6 separate regions of the Homo sapiens genome follow, and all the other regions are linked to region 4. The links are chromatin contacts, found by Hi-C or POLR2A ChIA-PET in ENCODE. All regions are on one chromosome and are shown on one strand. Each heading gives the region's core, a stretch centred on a gene start or an enhancer-like site at or near the end of the contact. The rest is flanking DNA. Distances are from core to core; before and after follow the strand shown. Region 1 overlaps CHL1 (cell adhesion molecule L1 like). Region 2 holds the start of OGG1 (8-oxoguanine DNA glycosylase). Region 3 overlaps CHL1 (cell adhesion molecule L1 like). Region 4 holds the start of EDEM1 (ER degradation enhancing alpha-mannosidase like protein 1). Region 5 holds the start of BRPF1 (bromodomain and PHD finger containing 1). Region 6 holds the start of MTMR14 (myotubularin related protein 14).

Region 1 (2,994 bases), core at 72-2,571, 4.9 Mb after region 4:
TATTTATTTCTTTTTATTTTCTTTTCAGATAATAGAAACCTGATTTTAGGACAACATAACCATAATCAGCAGTTAAAAAATACTCAGTGTGAAAAAATGATCTACATTTTCCTACAGTGGTTTTATACCCAGGATGAAAAAATAAATGCTTGTCAAGTAAAGGCATTAACACATTTTCAAGTGACTTCTCAAGTGCAATTTTATCCCTTGTCTCAGCATTTCATTTATACAGCATTTATTAATCAAGTCTAAGCAGCCTTTAAGTCCCCAATCCCTACTTCGGATTCCCTTCCAATCACTGCCCACTTCTCTCATTGTCTCTGGTACTATCTTTCCTCCCTCCATTGTTTCAGTTCAGCTTTTTGCTCTGCTCCTTCAATCATTCCAACTATACTATCCTTTGAGAATAGCAGTCATCAATTTCCAAAACCATAGAACAAGGACTAATGTTTATACTTTCAAAGGAGATTCAGTGAATAAAAAAGACCATTTAAGAAATGCCAGGAAAAATTGATTACTCCAGAATTCAAAGCAACCAGTCCAGATTGTGGAAGAACAGCACCATTTGTTCCCTAGACTTGGTAGTGACATAAAGGGAAAAGACTGCTAAATTTATCTTTGTTCTTTGCTGTATATGAATTTTAAAACTCACAGAATCTAAGAAGCATTTACCTTAAGAAGAAGGAAAAAGACTAGCTATAGAAAACAGCTCCCCCCTCGATTAAAATAAATATTTTAAGAAGCTTAAGGCTCTGCAAAAAGATATATAAGAAGATCCAAAATAGAAAAGAAAAGAAAAGAAAAATGATGCAAGAAACCGGATACTTTCTCTATTGAGAAATCATTTGATCAAAAAACTTTTACTATTTCTCTGAGGTAGAAAGCCATATATAAATGCTGGACTATATTCTTTGTCTTTATCCATAAAAATAACTGCTAAATTGCAGTTTTAAGACTTAAAGACTAAATCCCATTAATCTATTTTTCTAAGACACTGAATATCCGGCATCATTCTGAATATTGTTTTTCTGTGGGTCCCTTTTTCGTGCGTCCCCATTAGAATACTAAGATCTGAGCGTGAGAAATATAGAGAGAAGAGAGAGGAAGCTCAAGGTTGCTTGAAACCATTCGAAAGGCAAGGGCAAACTCACATCTGAAACTCATGCTTCCTGGATTTTTCTTCCACAATGTGGCTCACAATAATGTCATTTCTTGCTCTATGTCTAAGTTTGACAGAGTTCAGAAACTAAAACGTTGCTTCCTGTGTGAGATGTGCAGACTGCCATTCAGAAATTCATAAAATACCACCTTTACTGAATAGCAGTGTGTGTACTTCTACAAGGACACTGTCTATTCATTGTGTCCAGTAACCCAAGTCTACCATTATACTTCTTGAAAGGAACAGTAAATTGTTTCCAAATACAATTTATTCTCATCCTTTTTACGGATAAGCAAAAAAAAGCAGCGCATCAAACAGGAAAACAGGTTAATTTTATGCCAGTCATGAAGCCTGGTGACAGGTGCTGCCATATGTTGCAACAAGATCTCTTGGCCATGGTTCATTGCTTTGAGAGGTACTAACGAACGCTTGCAGTAGTGTGTGACATACCACTGGTCCCCTGGGATCGCATGCAAGATCTTGTGACAGGTATGAAATTAACTCATGGCATCATGGTATTTTCCAAACATGACAGCTCCCACATTAGCCGCCACTTAGCGCAATGGGGATTGTGGGGAAATCTGGAACAACTAGTAAATGATTTCAGTGGGATCTCCTATGGGCCACAAGGAAAACCGACCCCAAAGAGAATGTCTGGAAAGGTTAAAATCATAAAAGGCAGTGGTCAAATACACAGACAGCAAGCAAAATAATTCTGTTTTGGATATTCTTGTAATTTTAATTTGCTTCCTGGCCTGATTTCTATAGAGCGGATGAAGAAAGTATTCAGTATTCTATTTTGAAGGGCTCTTTATTTCCTTCTTGAACTGGAACAAAGTTTCAGTCATGAGTTGAGGAAGTACTGGGCAACCACACTTCCTTCCAGCTCACATGCACAAGCTCACAAACACACTCCACATTCCTGCCTAGTAAAATAAAATACAAATACCTAAATGCAAACTACATTTTATGTTTCTGTTAGATGCAGAGATGTAAAATCTGTGAAATGTAGCTGTAAAACTTCTTGTTATGGAAAAGAAAAATGTTAAAAGAGCAAAGCAAAATATTTGCATCATGTAATAAAGGAATGTGTCACTGGCTAACTTTCCTGATTTCTGAGTTGATTCTCTTTCCAATAACAATTCCAAATGTCATGCCAAAGACAGGGAAAGGGGGAAATATGGAAAAGACAAAATAAGCAAATGTAACACTTAGAAATAAAGTCACAAAAATATTTATTTTCCTTGAATTCGCAATATAAAAATGACACGTAAGTTCTGAATGCCCTTTTTTTGCATTTTTTTCCAGTATAAGGTAAGAGAAATAAATCCCAAGTACAGTGAGTATAGTTTAAAACGGAAGCAATTGGTCATTCTGAAAAGGATAAAAGTAACATGGAAATGAATGTGGTAGAGAAGAGAAAGAGAAAATGAAAATATACAAGATTCAATGCTGTGTTCTTCTGCCAGTTGTCAAATTAAGGATTTTAATGTTATGTGTATTTACAGATATAGAATATTATCCTCTGGTTTCACAGTCTGTGCACTAGTTACTCATTCCTGGCTCTTTATTTTGCTTTTTTAAATATAAACTTCCTTAAGAATGCCTTTATGGTTCCAGGATGTGGCTACTATTATATAATTCTAGCACTGAGAACATCTTAGCACTTTATCAAATAATATCCTTTAGTTTTCAAGCAGATGCATAATTTTTTAAAAAAAATCTATAAGCATTTACTTTATATTTTAAAAGACTTTTTAGAATGAATACTCATGTAACAAACACTACATAACACATATTGTGTATCAGGCACTGTTCTAAGTATTTTATCAGTA
Region 2 (3,191 bases), core at 354-2,853, 4.6 Mb before region 4:
TGTAAGCTCCATGAGGACTGGCATTTGGGTCTGTTTTGTTCACTGGTGTATCCCCGGTCACACAGCAGATGCTTTGTATATATTTACAGAATGAATGAAATCACTTGCCCTAGGTCACACAACCAGGAATGGGCTCAAAATCCTTGTCACTTCACTATGGTGATTAGCAGGATAATAATAATGGTAATAATACTTACTATGTGCCTGGCATTATTCTAAGCACTTTACATGTATTAGTTCCTTAAATCCTCATAAAAGCCTATGAAGTAGATATAATCCCCATTTTACAGGTGGCAAAACTGAGTCATAGAGAAGTGACTTATGTCCAAGAACCCTAACCCCAGCCCAGGTCCTGTACTCACCTTGGAATTTCTGAGCCACCTCTTGGAAGTGGGAGTCCACGGAACCCCAGTGGTGATACAGTTGAGCCAGGGTAACATCTAGCTGGAAGTACTTGCGCACGGCCTCCAGCTCGTCTGGTGTGGGCCTGCTAGCCTGGCTCTTGTCTCCTCGGTACACAGTGCAGTGGAGCTGCTCCTCAGTCTGAGTCAGTGTCCATACTTGATCCGCTAGTACACCACTCCAGTGTGCAGGACTTTGCTCCCTCCACCTGAGCCCAAGGCACATGACAACCCTGGCACTCAATTTCCTTTCTTGCACCCTTTGGGGTCCCTCCTATCCTACAATAGCTCCATGTACGAAACTAATACAAGTAACAGTGCTATCTTCCAGTCTGAGCAACATGGCGAAACCTCACCTCTACAAAAAATACAAAAATTTAACCGGGCATGGCGCACACCTGTAGTCCCAGCTACTCGGGAGGCTGCGCCCGGGGGGTCGAGGCTGGAATGGGCCTCTCTGCATTCCTACCTGGGCAACAGAGCGAGACCCTGTCTCAAAAAAAGAAAAACAAGTGCTATTATCTTCTGCATCGGTTATACCGCTGGATCCTTACAATTATCACTGTACAGACATATTAAAGGTAACAGGTTGGCTACCCGTGCTTGTTTCCTCTTTTGTACCCCGGGTTTCTTCCATCATCCCCCAAATTCCTTTGTACCCCATGCCAGGCAGTGTTGAGGCGGCAGGAGCCAGTCCGAGGGGACAGGCTTCTCAGGCTCAGTCACTCACCGGAAAGATTGTCCAGAAGGCAGAACCAGGTCCAGGCGCAGCTCAGAGCGAGGGCACGGGATGGAGGCCCACAGGGCAGGAGTGGAGGCTAGAGTACGATGCCCCATGCGCCTGGGCAGAAGCGCGCGGGCAGGCATTTCCACAGCAGGCACCGCCCCGTAGTAGCCCCGCCTACCCAGAACCAGGCCTCGTCGACGCCCAAAGACCCCGCCCAGACAAGGACCACGACCCTTAAGGCCTCGCCCACACGGTGCTGTTTAACAACCTTCCCTGTTTCACTTAATTCCTCCACCTCCTGCATGCCTCGCCCTTTGCGGGTCATCAAAGCCCCGCTTCGTGCCCCAATTCTCCGGCTTTCCTGAGGTGTAGGTCCCGCCCCCTCCTTGCGACTTATCTTCTCCCGCCCCCAGAGCCTGTGGGCGCGCACAGCTGTGTTCTTCTGGGTTCTCCAGGGGCAGACCACAGCACCACCGGAAGTAGGGCTCAACCACCGCTCATTTCACCTAGAGGTAGCCAATCCGAGGAGGAGGTAGGAGGCGCCAATGAGAAATCAGGGTGGGCGGGCCGTTCTGAGGCGCTCGCGCGGTTGGCCGGCACTGGGCTCTCTGCCAGCTGCTCGCCTTTCCCCCTCCGGGATTGTCTGCACTCGGGGCGCTAACGAGTTCCATCTGGGCGCCCCGCGGTTCCTCAGGGCTGTCCGTCTTCAGAGCCACGTCCTTCCCCAGCCCGTTCTCCGAGAGCCGTTCTCCCCCGAGCCTTTGCAGTCTTAGGCGTTCGCCCTCCTTGGGCCGCCTCCCACGAACCCTGTCTTCACCAAGAACCGGAGCGAACACAGCTCCGGCCCCAGAGCCCTCGGGAAGTGTCTCCAGAGTATTATTCTCTTCTGCGCCCGCCCGCTAAGCTTGTCCCATTCAAGGCCTTTAGGCGTCCTCTGAGACCTCAGGACATCAGAGGCCTCTCCTCGGATTGTCGTCCCGCCGGCCGCCACAGCTGCTGCCTGCCGTCTTGGGCATTTCTTCCATACTCCATCTGCTCATGCTTTCCTCGGAATGGGACGTTTGCCGGGGGTTTGTCTGGGGCTGGGCCCAGAAGCCCATCAGGTTGAGTCCAAGTCCCAGTGTGTGGCCCTGAGGCAGCCTGCCTTCTAGTCGCCTGGAGTAGGAGGATGGATTATTTAATTTCTTCCCTTCTGGAGGATGGCATGAAAAAGCAGGGAGCTAGGAGACATGACCTTTATCTGGGCCATTCTCACCTTTTAGCATAGGGATTTGGGGTTGCTGTATCTTAACTATCAGGCTGCAAGTTTTTTTTCTTTGAGACGGAGTCTCACTCTGTCGCCTAGGCTGGAGTGTGATGGCGCGATCTCGGCTCACTGCAAGCTCCGCCTCCCGGGTTCAAGCGATTCTCCTGCCTCAGCCTCCCGAGTAGCTGGGACTACAGGTGCGCGCCACCACGCCCAGCTAATTTTTGTATTTTTAGTAGAGATGGGGTTTCACCATGTTGGCTAGCATGGTCTCGATCTCTTGACCTCGTGATCCAGCCGCCTCGGCCTCTTAAAGTGTTGGGATTACAGGCGTGAGCCACCGCACCCCGCCCAGACTGCAAATTCTTGAAGAGCAACATCTGCAGCGGATTGACCCTTGTGTCCCAGCCAGAGACCTAGCGGAGTGTACCGTCAGCATGGAATCAACATCAGACCAGTGCCATCATTGTCTCAGTGCCAGTCCTCAGTGGCTGCAAGGCCTGGGCCGCCCCTTCTTCCTGTGACTGTTCCTATCTGTAGGCATGCCATCCCACAGGCGCCTAGCACTTGGAAGGCATTCCTTCAATAAATGTCGGTGGAGTCTGGAAAGAAGGTGCTGAGGTTGGGGGTGAGCAAAGAGCAACCGTCTCCATCCCAGCTCTGTCTCCGGTTAAGCAGTGGGGAAGGTCTCAGCTGTATTGATGCTGAAACACTTGGGCCATGCCACTGGCAAAGGACTTGAGGCCTCTAAGGGCCAAGTAGGAATCGATAGTTGACTCTTCCCCTGGCAGTTCAGCATACTGGTTGAAGAGCCAGG
Region 3 (3,098 bases), core at 236-2,735, 4.8 Mb after region 4:
GCAGTGTGTCCCCACTGCCCAAAGAGCAGCTACCAGAGAAAATCCAGCCAGTAAATACTTATTGGAATGACTTAAAATGTTAGGTTGGGTAACCTTTATTCCTGAAAGGCCCCTGTAAGTAGGCAAAACAATAGCCCCTGAAAGATGTACACGTTCTAAGTCCCAGAATGTATGACTTTGTTACTTTACATGGAAAAAAGGGACTTGCAGATGTGATTAAGATTAAGGACATTGAGGTAGGAAAATTATTTCCTACATCTGGATGACCCAAGTGGGCTCAATGTAATCACAAAGCTCCTGAAAATCAGAAGGCCCTCCTTGGCTATGGTCAGAGGGAAATGTGACCATGGAAGGATGGTCAGAGAGATGCAGTGTAGCTGGCTTTCAAAATGGCGGAAGGGAGCCAGGAATGTGGGCAGCCTGGAAAAGCTGGAAAAGGCAAACGAAGGAATGCTCTCCAAGCACTTCCAGGACATGGCACTGCTGACATTTTGATTTTAGCCAAGACTCGTGTTGGACTTTTACAGAAATGTAAAATAGTGTACATGCACTATTTTAAGACACTAAGTTTATGGTAATTTAATTTGTTACAGCAATGTTAGAAAACTAATACAATCCTGTTGAACAATTTATCACTTATTTCTTGCAAATTAGCAAGATGAGTAGCTCTTCCAAGTTTTTAAAGGCTAAACTCTTTAGGAATGCTGCAAAGCACTGAGTCTCTAATCCCACTCTTCACTTCCACACCCCACTCAGGGTCCTAAGACTTTCAGAGTTAACGCCATCCTCCCATTTAGTTCTCCTTATCCCGTCTGATCCATGCATGGCTCTGAATTAACACTGCATTACAAAAGTAAGAAATTAGACTATATAAATGATACTTTATTTAAGTAATTAAACATTGCTTAAATCTGCCTGTTGGCATGGGTATGGAAATTGTTGTGTATTGACAAAGGCTAACAGAAGCTCCCAGGATTCAAGAAGGCCAAGTCTTTATAAAACACACTAGTCCTGACATACTTCAGAAATTCTTTCTCAGTTTTGTCTTTGGTCAACCCTGTGAGAAATCATGCAATAAAATGGACGAAACTTCAGCTCTGGAGTTAATCCTTCCTGGGTTTAGTTCCTGGTTTTAAATGTACCTGGGTTGCATTCTCCAGTAAGTAATGTAACCTCTCTGAGTCTCAGTTGCCAATGGAGAATAATAGAATCTATTTTTCAAGCTGCTACGAGGTTCAGAAATATCATATGCAAAGCATGTGAAAAGGGTTAGTCCGATAATCAATAATAGCAATCATTTTGATTTAATTTTGAAATAACATGGGGAAAGGATATATAACCTCTAAAACTAAAATAAGCTTAAAGAGGTTTCAAATCCTCTAGCCAACACTCTGTCATCAAATATCCCAGCCTATAAAAGTTTACGACCTGTTTGCAGGGCAACAAGTAGAGCCAGGGCCAAAAGCTGTGAACAGAACACCGAGCTTGGATTCCAGCCACCTGGCTTTGGTTTGAAGTCTACCATTATTCAGCTGTGTGGTCTCGCATAAGTTTATTTTCAGCCTTGACCTCCTCATCCATTAACAAACCTATTGGCTCAATTTCAAAATAAATCCAGAAGCCAACCATGACTGCCACCAATCTAGCCCTGAGCGCAGAGCCTCTCAGATGGCCTCCTACCTAGTATCAATCACACAGTCCATTCTCCATTCAAAGGCCAGGAAAATACCTTGTAAAAATGTAAATTAGATTGTGTCACTCTTCTGCTTAAAATTCTCCAAGAGCTGCCTAGTGTATTCTCAAAATCCCAAGGCCCTACTTCGATGTTCATCTTTACCTGAGCTCTGGCCCCTTCCCCTGCTGGCGGATCTGGTGGCCTAGGGCTGCCCCTTGCACTCCCTCAGCTTCAGTCACACTCACCTCTTTTCTCCTCCTCAACACACCTCTCCACTGAGACAGCACTTTCCCTGCTATTTAGGTGGCTGACTTCCTCACTTCCTTCCCATCTCCACTCAAAGGTAAATTACCACAGGGGTCTTACTATTATGATCTTAAGATTGCAACTCTGGGTCCTGAACCTCTTTCAGGCACTGCCCTTACCCAGCTATTTTCTGCTTTATCACACCATAGCACACACTCATGTGTTATTTGTCTAATGGCAGGAGAGCAAGGATTCCATCCATTTTATTCACTGTTGTATATCTCAAGCATGAAGTCCAGTGCCGGGAACATAGAAAGTACCCCATAAATATTATTGAATGAACGAATCAGTTAAATATGAATAATAGCACCTCCTTTATAAAGTTCTTTTGAGGATTCTAAGTAATTTGTGAATGTCTTTTGTAAACAGCCAAATACCATCCAAATATAATATTTTATGATTTTGTGTTCCGGAGAATCTGCGTTCCTTACTTTTGTAACCTGAACATTCATTATAAACAAAAGTTGCTTTCATTTCCCTTCGTCTACCCAAAACCTCATTATTATTTTTCATTTTTTATTCTGTTCCCTAAAGAGATGAAGAGAAAAATCCCAAATCTGAAGATAGTTAATAATGAGGACTAAGGTTTCCTGAGTGTCTGTTATGGGAAAACAATACCAACCAACCATACCTTACGGGGGGCTGTTTTTGTGGCAGTCCCCGTGCTAAGCATTCTCTGCATGATGTTTCCTTTAATCCACAAAACAACCCCGTGAGTCAGTGTTATTTTTATCCCAATTTACTGATGAAGAAATGGGTTTGAAGAGGGTCAGTGATACTCCCCGTCACGCAGCTAGTAAGTGGTAGAGTCAGTATGCAAACCCAGGCAGTCTGGCTCCAGAGTTTATAAACCATCACAGTGCTCTACAGATGAATCACTGCCCTAGGCAGCTGGCCACATTTTTTTTCATTCAAGCACAACCAACCGCCACTATCTCCATTTTGCAGTTTAAAAAACGTAAGCTTGGGGAGATTCAGAAAACACCTCAAGATGAAACAGCTGGCAAGGTGCACATCCTAGACGGGACCCGAGGTCTGTTATCCACCAAGTGGCTCACCCTTGACTTGTGCAGGCCCCAGAGCAAAAGGACAAATGGAAGCCACTATCGTACCTGCT
Region 4 (2,819 bases), core at 42-2,541:
CGTACAGGGCGATGACGTTGACAGTCAATCTGGCATCCAGTGAATTTCACCTCAAGTATCTGGACCCCAAAAGTGGGCCACATAGCTTCCCTCCCCACCACCTAACTATCCTCAGCCTAAGAAGCAGCCCCTGTGAAGGAGAGGCTGTAACCCCGTTCTGCCTCAAACTCAATGGACGGCTTTGGAGAAGTCAACTATAGGCTTTTTACATAGAAAAGACGTGGGTGTGGCAATGTGATAGAGGTGGGGGTGCGAGGTAAAGGCTTGTTCTGAGGCTGCGTTTACACGGGGGGCATGATGGAGATTTCATTTAGAGTTTATGCTCATCCGGAGGAAGGGGTCGGATGGAAGTGGAAAGCCCTCCAAGCCAGCCCTTGGCACTGCCACTGTCCCTTCTGGTCCTGGACCTCAGTATCCTCACGCGTAAGACACTGAGCTGGACAGCAGTTCTGAAGTTTGGAGATTCCGGGAGAATCAGGAGAGGAAGGCCACCGGCCCACCCCGCACCCTCAAGCTCGGGGGTCTTCACAGGGACTCACACGGGACAGGGCGCGGGAGCGCTGCCCGGGACCCTAACGGCCCTGGCGCCCTCGGGGGCCCCGGAGGACAGAGGGCTGCACCCCGGCGCGGAGGGCGGAAGGAAGCGCGTGGGCGCGCGGCCCCGGGCGGCGGGGGCTACTCACGGGTCCCCGCGGTCGGGCCCACGGCCGCGGCAGTGGATGGGGTTGAGCTCGTCCTGGGGGAAGGCGTGAGCCATGTAGTTGTCGTAGCCAAAGACGAACATGCCCCGTGCCAGGTCGCGCATCTGGGCACGCAGCTGCGGAGGGAAGGCGCCGCTGTAGCGCTTCTCGTACTCGTCCGGGCCGCGGCCCCGGCCGCCCAGCACGTAGCCCCAGTTGGCTGGGCCGCACATCCCCGGCCCAGGACGCCGCGGAGCCTTGCGCGGGCTCTGCGCTGCCCCGGTCCCCGGCGGCTGCAGCCACGACGGCCCGGATACCCCCCCAGGCCGGCCCACGGGCCCCGAGGTGGGCGACGCGGGGCCGTCGGGGCTCCTCAGACGCTGGAAGCCGAAGCTGAGCGGAAAGCGCTGGTAGAAGCCCATGCTGGGCCCCAGCCCGAAGACGAGCCACAATACTCCATGGAGGCCAAGCCGGAGGAGCACCAGCCCCAGGACGAGCGCTCGCCATTGCATGGTCGCGCGGGCGCCGCGGGCATTATTTTAAAGCGCGGGGGCCTCCCCGCCGACCACCGCACCCCGCGCTCGCCCCGTAGCCCGGCTCGCTTCCCCTTTAAGGAACTCCCCCGTGACGCACCAGGAACTAGCCCATCGTCCCCAACCCCCAGGCTCTCCGGCGGGCCGGCCAGGCCCCACGGTCGCCCGCCCAGTGGCCCGGGATTGGCCCGGCCTGGGCCCGGCCTCGCGGGGCGCGGCCCAGGACTCCCTCCCACGCAGTAGGCCGCCAGGACGTCCGCGACGCCCCGAGGCCCCGCCCCTCACCCGGGCCCCGCCCCAACTCCCAAGCCCCGCCCCCCTGGGCGGTCCGTAGCCCGATGGGCTGGCGTGGCGAGCAGGAGCCGCGCCGGCCCGCGAGGGAACTTCCAGCCAATGGGAGAGCGGCACGGCAGCGCCCGCCGGACGCTGGACACAGACGTGACCCCAGACCGCCTGGCCTTGGGTGGATCGGGTCTCTGGGCAGAGCGTGTGTCCGGCAGAGCTAGGACCGGAAAAAGCCACTCTAGGTCTAGGTTAGGAGTGATGACAGTTAAAAGATATATAAGGAAAAGAAGGAAAGGATCGTTTCTGTATAAAACGAGCTATTTTTGCATATCGAGCGCATAAGTTTTATAACTTAGGTGTCTGTTTATGGAGAGGGTGGGATACTACCTTTTAGCTCAAGGAGTGCACAAAACGGTATCATGAATTCTGCTCTTTTGATTCAAACACCCAACTTTGAAGAATCGCTCATGGTGCTTGTAAAACACGTATCCCCAGATCCCTCCCTAGACCTATCGAACAACTCCAACGGTCTCGGGAATGTGCGTGTAAGTACTCTTGGACAGTTCTTAGAAACTGGAAGTTTCAGGAAATACAAAGTTATGTTATATTGCTTTTGTCTCGGAAATAGGATTTTTTTAAAAGGGGGGGGCGGGTTGGGGGTGGGAATGAAGGCTCCCACCACCACCAAATTATTTACCAGATATATCTAAACATGTCTTCTCCTGTCCCTCCCATCCTACCATCTCTCCTGTGCACCCGCAATTAGTGACCTAACCTTTGAGGTGTGGGGTAGATTCCCAGTTAAATAACTTTACCCCTCTGTATCTACTTCCTATAATTAAGAAGATTGCAAATGTTAGCTCTAAAGGGCTATGGCTTTCACATAAAGATTCAATGGTTTAGGCGCTTATTTATTTTGCTTGCTGCATTTGGAGTTGGCTGTAAGTTTTGCCCTCCCTAAGTTTAGACCCTATGCCTGTTTCATCAGGGTTTCTGAAAAGCTTGGGAAGCAAGACCTGACTAGACCCCCAAATCTGATATTGGCTGAATGGCCGACCAATGGAGTGCATAAGAAGGTAAGTTGTCATGTGGCACTCTCATCACATTTTCAGGGTAGAGGACTTTCTGAAATACAGAGGAGGTGTAAGGGGAACTAAGAAAACACTTGATTACAGCACATGGTAGCTGGCACATAGGAAGGTCCTTACTGTTGGCTGAGCCTTGTTCTTTCCCAACATTGAGACATCGAGAGCAGCCCAAGCAGCAAAAAGATTACGAAGACAGCTTGAGCCAGGGTCTTTAGACTACACAGCTTCTGCTT
Region 5 (2,980 bases), core at 432-2,931, 4.5 Mb before region 4:
CTAGCATGCACTGGACATTCAGTTTTTGGCGAACGAATGAATGACCTGTTGAACGAATAGCTGAATGAGGGGATCACCAGACTGAGAGCTCAGATGGGATGAAGGCCATGTAGAAAGCTGAATGGGTGGGTGGCTAATGCTTTAGCGTTGGACTCCTGCAGAAATCACTGGATCACAGAAAGAATTCATTTACTTTTGAGGTCTTTATGGGGAGCCTGGCCCTGGTACTGGGTAGGAGATGTACTGTGAAACAAAGTGAAAACTGAGGTCATTTAGTCAGTGACAGCAGCTTGTATTACATTTGAGCTGTTCACCCACTCACACATCAACTGAGTGACTACCAAGTGCCAGGCCCTAAGGGTACAAACACGAACGCGACAATCTAGGCATGCTCAGCTCCATGCTGGTCCGCAGGGGCCCTCCCTCCCCGCTCCCCAACATTCCTGGGTGAGTGTAGACAGCAGATGGCACCAGGCCTCAGGAAGCCCAGCTTGGTCAGAGACTGCCCCAATTTCTCTCGGCCTAGTTGAGTTCAACCATTCAGCTAGGGGCTTGGCACCATCCCAGCCAGGCAGGGCTATCATGAGCTCCCTGACAAAATAACCCCTCTTGGCCTCTCCACCTGTGCCTTAACCAGGCAAGTGGGCTGCTCCAGCTCCACTGTCAACGGCTCCTGATTTTCACATCAGTAACGCTACACGTCCAACTGCAACTCTTCTATTTCCTACCTGCGGCTGTGTCTTTAAACATAAACCAACCGAAGCACAAACAAGCTCTCCTCTTTCCAAGCTGGGTCCCGGGTGAATGGTTCCCAAAGTAGCACAGCGAATCAGCAATCTCCCCTTGGAACCCGGCAGCAGAGGCACAGGCGAGGGAGACGAGAACTTAGACCAGAAAGCCCGTGGGGAGGGCCCAAGGAGAATGGCGGCTGCATCTGCCCCTGAAGCTCAGGGGGCTGGAGGAAGTAAGGGGCGGGGGCCGGAGGGATAGGGCTGGGCCCCGGCAGTGCCCGCAGCCCACTCTCCGGATGCGGCGGCGTTTCCCCTTTGTGGAAGTGTAACAAGTGAAACAAGGCTCCCCGCCTGCCACTAGCCCGGGCAGCCCCGAAAGATACACTGTTGCCCCAGGATGCCTGCTGGGAAGCAATGCACTGTCAGTTCTCCCAACTGGAGTTGCCAGAGAGGTTCCCGGGCCACGCGGCTCAGTGCGCGTCCCACGAACGTAGCCTACCCCTTCCCTGCCGGCCACTCCCGCCCTGGTCCCAGGCCCGCACTCACCGGCCACCTCGAGTCCGGGCTCATCGCCGGGGGCGCCCGCCGGGGCTCCGACCCCACTTGGGGAGGTCGGCGGGGAAAGTCGGGCCGGGAAGGGGGAGCCCCAACTCCGGAGACCGTAGACCTCGCCACCCCGGCCCCCTGCCGCCCCACGCTTTGGTCCCGGCTCCCCGGGATTCCTGAGCTGACCCCTGCCGCTCCTGGTCCCGCCGGCGCCCTGGGGTCTCAACTCCGTCGGCCGCCGCCCGTTTCGCGAGCCCCCAAGATGCCCGGTCTCGGGACCGGGCGCTGCTGGAACAATGGAGGCTCCCAGAGGCAGCGCGAGGACAGCGGCGGCGGAGACCGTGGCGGCAAAGGCTGTGGCAGCGGCGGCGGCAGCAGCGGCGGCGACGGCGTCTGCGCAGGGTAAACGTGGCGCCGCGGCGCTACTGAGCTGCACTTTCGCCACGGATCCCCGCCCGCCCGCTGAGGCTCGAAAGACCGTGCTCCGGGATTCAGAAAGGACCCTGGACACCCCACAGGGCTTCTCTAGCTCTCCCATCTTAGAGTGGAGTTTCTGGAGACTGAAGTCACCGTACTCGGGATCTGGGGTCGTCGGGCGGTTTGTGGCGAATCTGCAACCACGGACGGTGAGCGCGGGGCTGGGCGTGAGGAGCCCGCCCTTCTCCCCTCCCCCTCTGCCTCCTCCCTATCCGCTCCCTGCCTCCTGCTGGCGCCGCGGCTGCGGGAGGGACCTGGCCTTGGTCTCGGAGGAAGGCGGTGAGGCGGGGCCAGAGTCACGGGGCGGGGCTGGGGGCAGGGCCGGGAGCAAGAGGGATGCGGGCTGGAGCCTAAGGGACCGGTAGTTATGGGTAGGACCGGGGCGGGGCTGGAGACTAGACCGGTCTGTGGGGCGGGGCTTGTGGGAGGGGGCGGGGCTACCGCACAGCGGGGGCCTGTTAGAATAGCGGGGTAAAAAGTGGGGCTAAACAGAAGAAGAGTACTCGCGAGAGAAAGGGCGGAGCTTTGGATGAGCCTGGAAAGTGGAGCTGGACTAGAAATAAAGAACAAAGTTGGAAAAAGCGATGCGACGCTGAAGGGAGCAGGCGGGGCTTGGTAAGGCAGGGGCGGAGCTGTGGGGAAAGGGCAGGACCGATTAGGGATAACGGGGCGTGACTGAAGGAAAGGGAAGAAACTTGGGAAAAGTAAAGGAGAGGTGCTAGAGAAAAGGTATGGGTCTGAGAGAAGGGGCTGGTTTGGGGCCGGTGGGTGTGAAAGGGCTTGTCTGGTAAAGCGGTGGGAAATCTGTGGGTTGGCAGGGATGTGCTGCGGGTTGCTGATTGGAACATGGTGCCAAAACAGCTGATTTAATGTGAGTGGGTCACCTCCTAGCAATGTGAACGTGGGCAAGTTCAGTTCTTTAAGTTCCTTATTTGTAAAACAGAGCTCGAAAACTCTGTTGTTAGTTCTTGAGGGTTTCAGAGAACTTGCATGGCAGGGGGAGACATCCTTAAACAATACTTCTCCAGTTTTGTCATCAAAGAGGAGCGTGAAAGGTCTTCCAGGGTTCTGGGACAAAGCCCAAAGCATCTGAAAGCTTCTATCTTCTTAATGCAAACTTTGCATTTGACCCAATAAAATGTATGTTTTCTAAAAACCATCCCAATAAAATCGACATGCCAGGAAGAGGTTTGCTGATTAAGATCTTGGGATCTGAAGTCAAACTG
Region 6 (2,843 bases), core at 288-2,787, 4.5 Mb before region 4:
GAGGTAGGCGGATCACCTGAGCTCAGGAGTTCAAGACCAGCCTGGCCAACCTGGGGAAACTCCATCTCTACTAAAAACTACAATAATTAGCTGGGCGTGGTGGTGGGGTCCTGTAATCCCAGCTACTTGGGAAGTTGAGGCAGGGAGAATTGCTTGAACTGGGGAGGCGGAGGATGCAGTAAGCTGAGATTGCGCCACTGCACTCCAGCCTAGGCGACAAAGCGAGACTCCTTCTCAAAAGAAAAAAAAAAAAAAAGCAAATTCCAGGATCCCACCCCCAGAAATTCTGACTTGGTAGGACTGGGTGGGACTAAGGAATCTCTGTTTTCACAAAGTATCCCATAAGCACAAATTTTAAAAGTACCCCAGATGATCATTAAACAGGTGGTCCCCAGACTATACTTGGAAAAATTACTTGGCCATTTGGAGAGTGAGGAAGTCCAATCCTTACTGAAGTCTTCCCTGGGTTACTTCAGAGACTACAAGATGCCAACTACAGAATAGCAACTCACGGTAATCTCTGAGGTCAAATCAGAGTTCTGTGGTGCAGGATGGAACAGAATTCCACTGGAAAACTTGGTGCTAAAGCTGCCAAAACCACGTGGGGGAATGAGATGGCAGGGTCGGCAAGATTCCCACCGCACTGCCAGCCAGTGCTTAGGGTGGGGATGGCCTGAGCTGACAGGAAGCCCTCCAGGTCTGGCGATAAGACGACTGGGTGGAAATCCCAAAGGGAGCAAAAAGAGGAACGGAGACCTGCTTTAGATAAAGGAACTGAAAGGGAGTGTGGGTTGTCTTCCTGCTCTATAGGGGAAGGAAAGGGATGGGCCTAAGTCATGCTGAGACCTTATAAGGGGGCAGCACACTGGGTTCACCTCCTGGCTCCATTCTGACCTCTGACCCCGAGGAATCGTCTCCCTATTTTTCTTAGCTTTTTCTTGGGGCTTTTTCCCTGACACAACTCATCCTACGGCACCTGAAGCAGGGAATAGACCTTCCTTAGGTCCTCCTCTCTGATCTTTGAACCTGGCCCCTCAGCTTGATCTCTCACCTCCAGACCCCTTCTCAAACAAGAAGGACCTCTTTGCTGGGCTCATTCTGACCCCAGTTCCTCCTTTTATGGTTGTCAAGACCGACTCTTATACTCCGGATACAGACCCTGGAGAACTCCTCTCTCTCTCTCCTCTTCCTCAGCGGCGAGGTACCACTCCTACCTTTTTCTGACCCCTGGCCTCAGCCTTTCCTCTGTAACTTCCCAAGTTAGGAGCCTTCCCCAGCTCATCGCACCTCCAATCTCACCTTAGAGCCGCCGGTCCCGCTGCCATCCTTGGCCCGGTACTGAGTCCGGGAGAACTCCTCCAGCAGCTCCCCAAGCCCCAGCTCCTGAGGCGGCTGGTTGCCTGAAGAGGCCGAGGACCCCGCCGAGGCAGCGGCGGCGGCGGCCCGAGCGCCGGCCATGGCCCAGCCCCGCGTCCCCTCAGTGTGCCTCAAGCGGGCCCATGGCACCTGCCTGCACCCAACTCCGACACTAGAACCTCCGGAACCGCCTCAGCCACCGCCTTCTACTTCCACTTCCACTTCCGGCCCCGCCCCGTCCCGCCGGATGTTTACTCCGACTCTGGCCAATCGGAGCTCTGGACCCGCGCCCCGCCTACGATTACTGGCCCGCCCCCGGCGCAGAGCGATCCTTCTATCCACCAGGGAGGCCACTGGCTGATACCGCGTGATCCGCCCCAAGGGGTTTCCCCCGGGGAAGCCGGGCTCAACCATTGGGCTGCCGGGGGAGGGGGGTAGCAGGAAGGAACCATTGAAAAGAACCAGAGGAAAAGTGGAATCAACAATTACAGGGAAGCCGAGCGTGGTGGCTCACACCTGTCATCCCAGCACTTTGGGGGGCCGAGGCGGGCGGATCACTTGAGGCCAAGAGTTCGAGACCAGGCTGCCAAAATGGTGAAACCGCATCTCTACTAAAAATAAAAAAATTAGCCGGGCATGGTGACACCCACCTGTAATCCCAACTACTTGGGAGGCTGAGGCAGGAGAATCGCTTGAACCCATGAGGCTGAGGTTGCAATGAGCCGAAATCGAACCACTACACTCCAGCCTGGGTGACAGAGCAATACTCTGTCTTAAGAAAAAAAAAAAATTACAGGGCGAGGAGGAGAGAACGCTTGGAGGCAACAAATTAGTACTAGAAACCATAATGGCAGTGGTTACCAATATTAAAACATTTCAGCCGGCCGCGGTGTCTCACGCCTGTAATCCCAGCACTTTGGTAGGCCGAGGCAGGCGGATTATGAAGTGAGGCATTCGAGACCAGCCTGATCAACGCAGTGAAACCCCGTCTCTACTAAAAATACAAAAATTAGCCGCGCGTGGTGGCAGGTGCCTGTAATCCCAGCTACTCGGGAGGCTGAGGCAGGAGAATTGCTTGAACCCGGGAGGCGGAGAGTGAGCCGAGATCGCGCCACTGCACTCCAGCCTGGGTGACAGAATGAGACTCCGTCTCTAAAACAAAAACAAAAACACAACATTTCATAAAACCCTTTCTCCCCCTGCTGCTCACAACATCCCTGTGAGTACAGTGCATTATATCATCAGCCCTATTTTATTGAGGTAGAAACTGGGAGTCAGGGAGGTGAAGCGACTGCCTTGAAATTCTGTGATGAGAAGCCTCTCATTATTATTATTATTAGAATATTTCAGACATTCGCAAAAGTGGAGACAATAGTATAATGAACCCTCATGTACCCATTAACTGGTTTTGAACAATAATCAACATCTGCTTATCTATCCTGTTTAAGCAGTCCCTTCCCATCCAGGGAATTATTTTAAAGCAAATC

Evidence for each region. Hi-C counts contacts between places; a loop is a spot of excess contacts on that map. ChIA-PET counts read pairs that join two places held with the same protein, here RNA polymerase II (POLR2A). Pooled maps may share reads with other maps.
Region 1: a loop to region 4 is called in a pooled map, with 7 times the contacts of the local background. The contact joins the enhancer-like site here to the promoter of EDEM1 in region 4. A Hi-C loop is called at or near these places in 3 of 37 single-sample maps with no recorded cell type and 4 of 50 pooled maps.
Region 2: a loop to region 4 is called in a pooled map, with 4 times the contacts of the local background. The contact joins the promoter of OGG1 here to the promoter of EDEM1 in region 4. A Hi-C loop is called at or near these places in 2 of 50 pooled maps.
Region 3: a loop to region 4 is called in a map with no recorded cell type, with 3 times the contacts of the local background. The contact joins the enhancer-like site here to the promoter of EDEM1 in region 4. A Hi-C loop is called at or near these places in 3 of 37 single-sample maps with no recorded cell type and 4 of 50 pooled maps.
Region 5: a loop to region 4 is called in a pooled map, with 12 times the contacts of the local background. The contact joins the promoter of BRPF1 here to the promoter of EDEM1 in region 4. A Hi-C loop is called at or near these places in 2 of 37 single-sample maps with no recorded cell type and 7 of 50 pooled maps.
Region 6: a pooled map shows a loop between it and region 4 (19-fold over the local background). The contact joins the promoter of MTMR14 here to the promoter of EDEM1 in region 4. A Hi-C loop is called at or near these places in 1 of 37 single-sample maps with no recorded cell type and 8 of 50 pooled maps. POLR2A ChIA-PET finds 5 or more read pairs at or near these places in 1 of 52 experiments (B cell).

Annotation. Positions count from the first base shown.
Region 1 is chr3:277,083-280,076 of GRCh38, reverse strand. All of the region lies in intron 2 of CHL1 (cell adhesion molecule L1 like), which reads right to left. Among named protein-coding and RNA genes, the nearest start is that of CHL1-AS2, 81 kb to the right of the region's middle. Within about 2 kb of position 1,321, at least 4 of the 41 ENCODE cell types and tissues checked have a DNase peak (open chromatin) inside an H3K27ac peak, as active enhancers do.
Region 2 is chr3:9,748,364-9,751,554 of GRCh38, reverse strand. It overlaps OGG1 (8-oxoguanine DNA glycosylase), which reads right to left and starts at 1,603. Exons shown (of 7, transcript NM_002542.6): 1 at 1,132-1,603; 2 at 363-610. The coding sequence starts at 1,268. RefSeq lists enhancers at 1,830-1,949, 1,980-2,029.
Region 3 is chr3:355,563-358,660 of GRCh38, reverse strand. All of the region lies in intron 11 of CHL1 (cell adhesion molecule L1 like), which reads right to left. Among named protein-coding and RNA genes, the nearest start is that of CHL1-AS1, 29 kb to the left of the region's middle. Within about 2 kb of position 1,485, at least 3 of the 41 ENCODE cell types and tissues checked have a DNase peak (open chromatin) inside an H3K27ac peak, as active enhancers do.
Region 4 is chr3:5,186,179-5,188,997 of GRCh38, reverse strand. It overlaps EDEM1 (ER degradation enhancing alpha-mannosidase like protein 1), which reads right to left and starts at 1,291. Exons shown (of 12, transcript NM_014674.3): 1 at 684-1,291. The coding sequence starts at 1,192. RefSeq lists enhancers at 303-352, 2,774-2,819 and silencers at 503-792, 843-1,012, 1,253-1,662.
Region 5 is chr3:9,730,436-9,733,415 of GRCh38, reverse strand. BRPF1 (bromodomain and PHD finger containing 1) reads right to left here and starts at 1,681. Exons shown (of 14, transcript NM_001003694.2): 1 at 1,278-1,681. RefSeq lists enhancers at 566-1,125, 1,686-2,245 and silencers at 1,203-1,332, 1,343-1,392, 1,863-2,222.
Region 6 is chr3:9,648,199-9,651,041 of GRCh38, reverse strand. It overlaps MTMR14 (myotubularin related protein 14), which reads right to left and starts at 1,537. Exons shown (of 19, transcript NM_001077525.3): 1 at 1,300-1,537. The coding sequence starts at 1,458. RefSeq lists silencers at 1,373-1,472, 1,573-1,682 and enhancers at 1,554-1,723, 1,010-1,905, 1,713-1,942.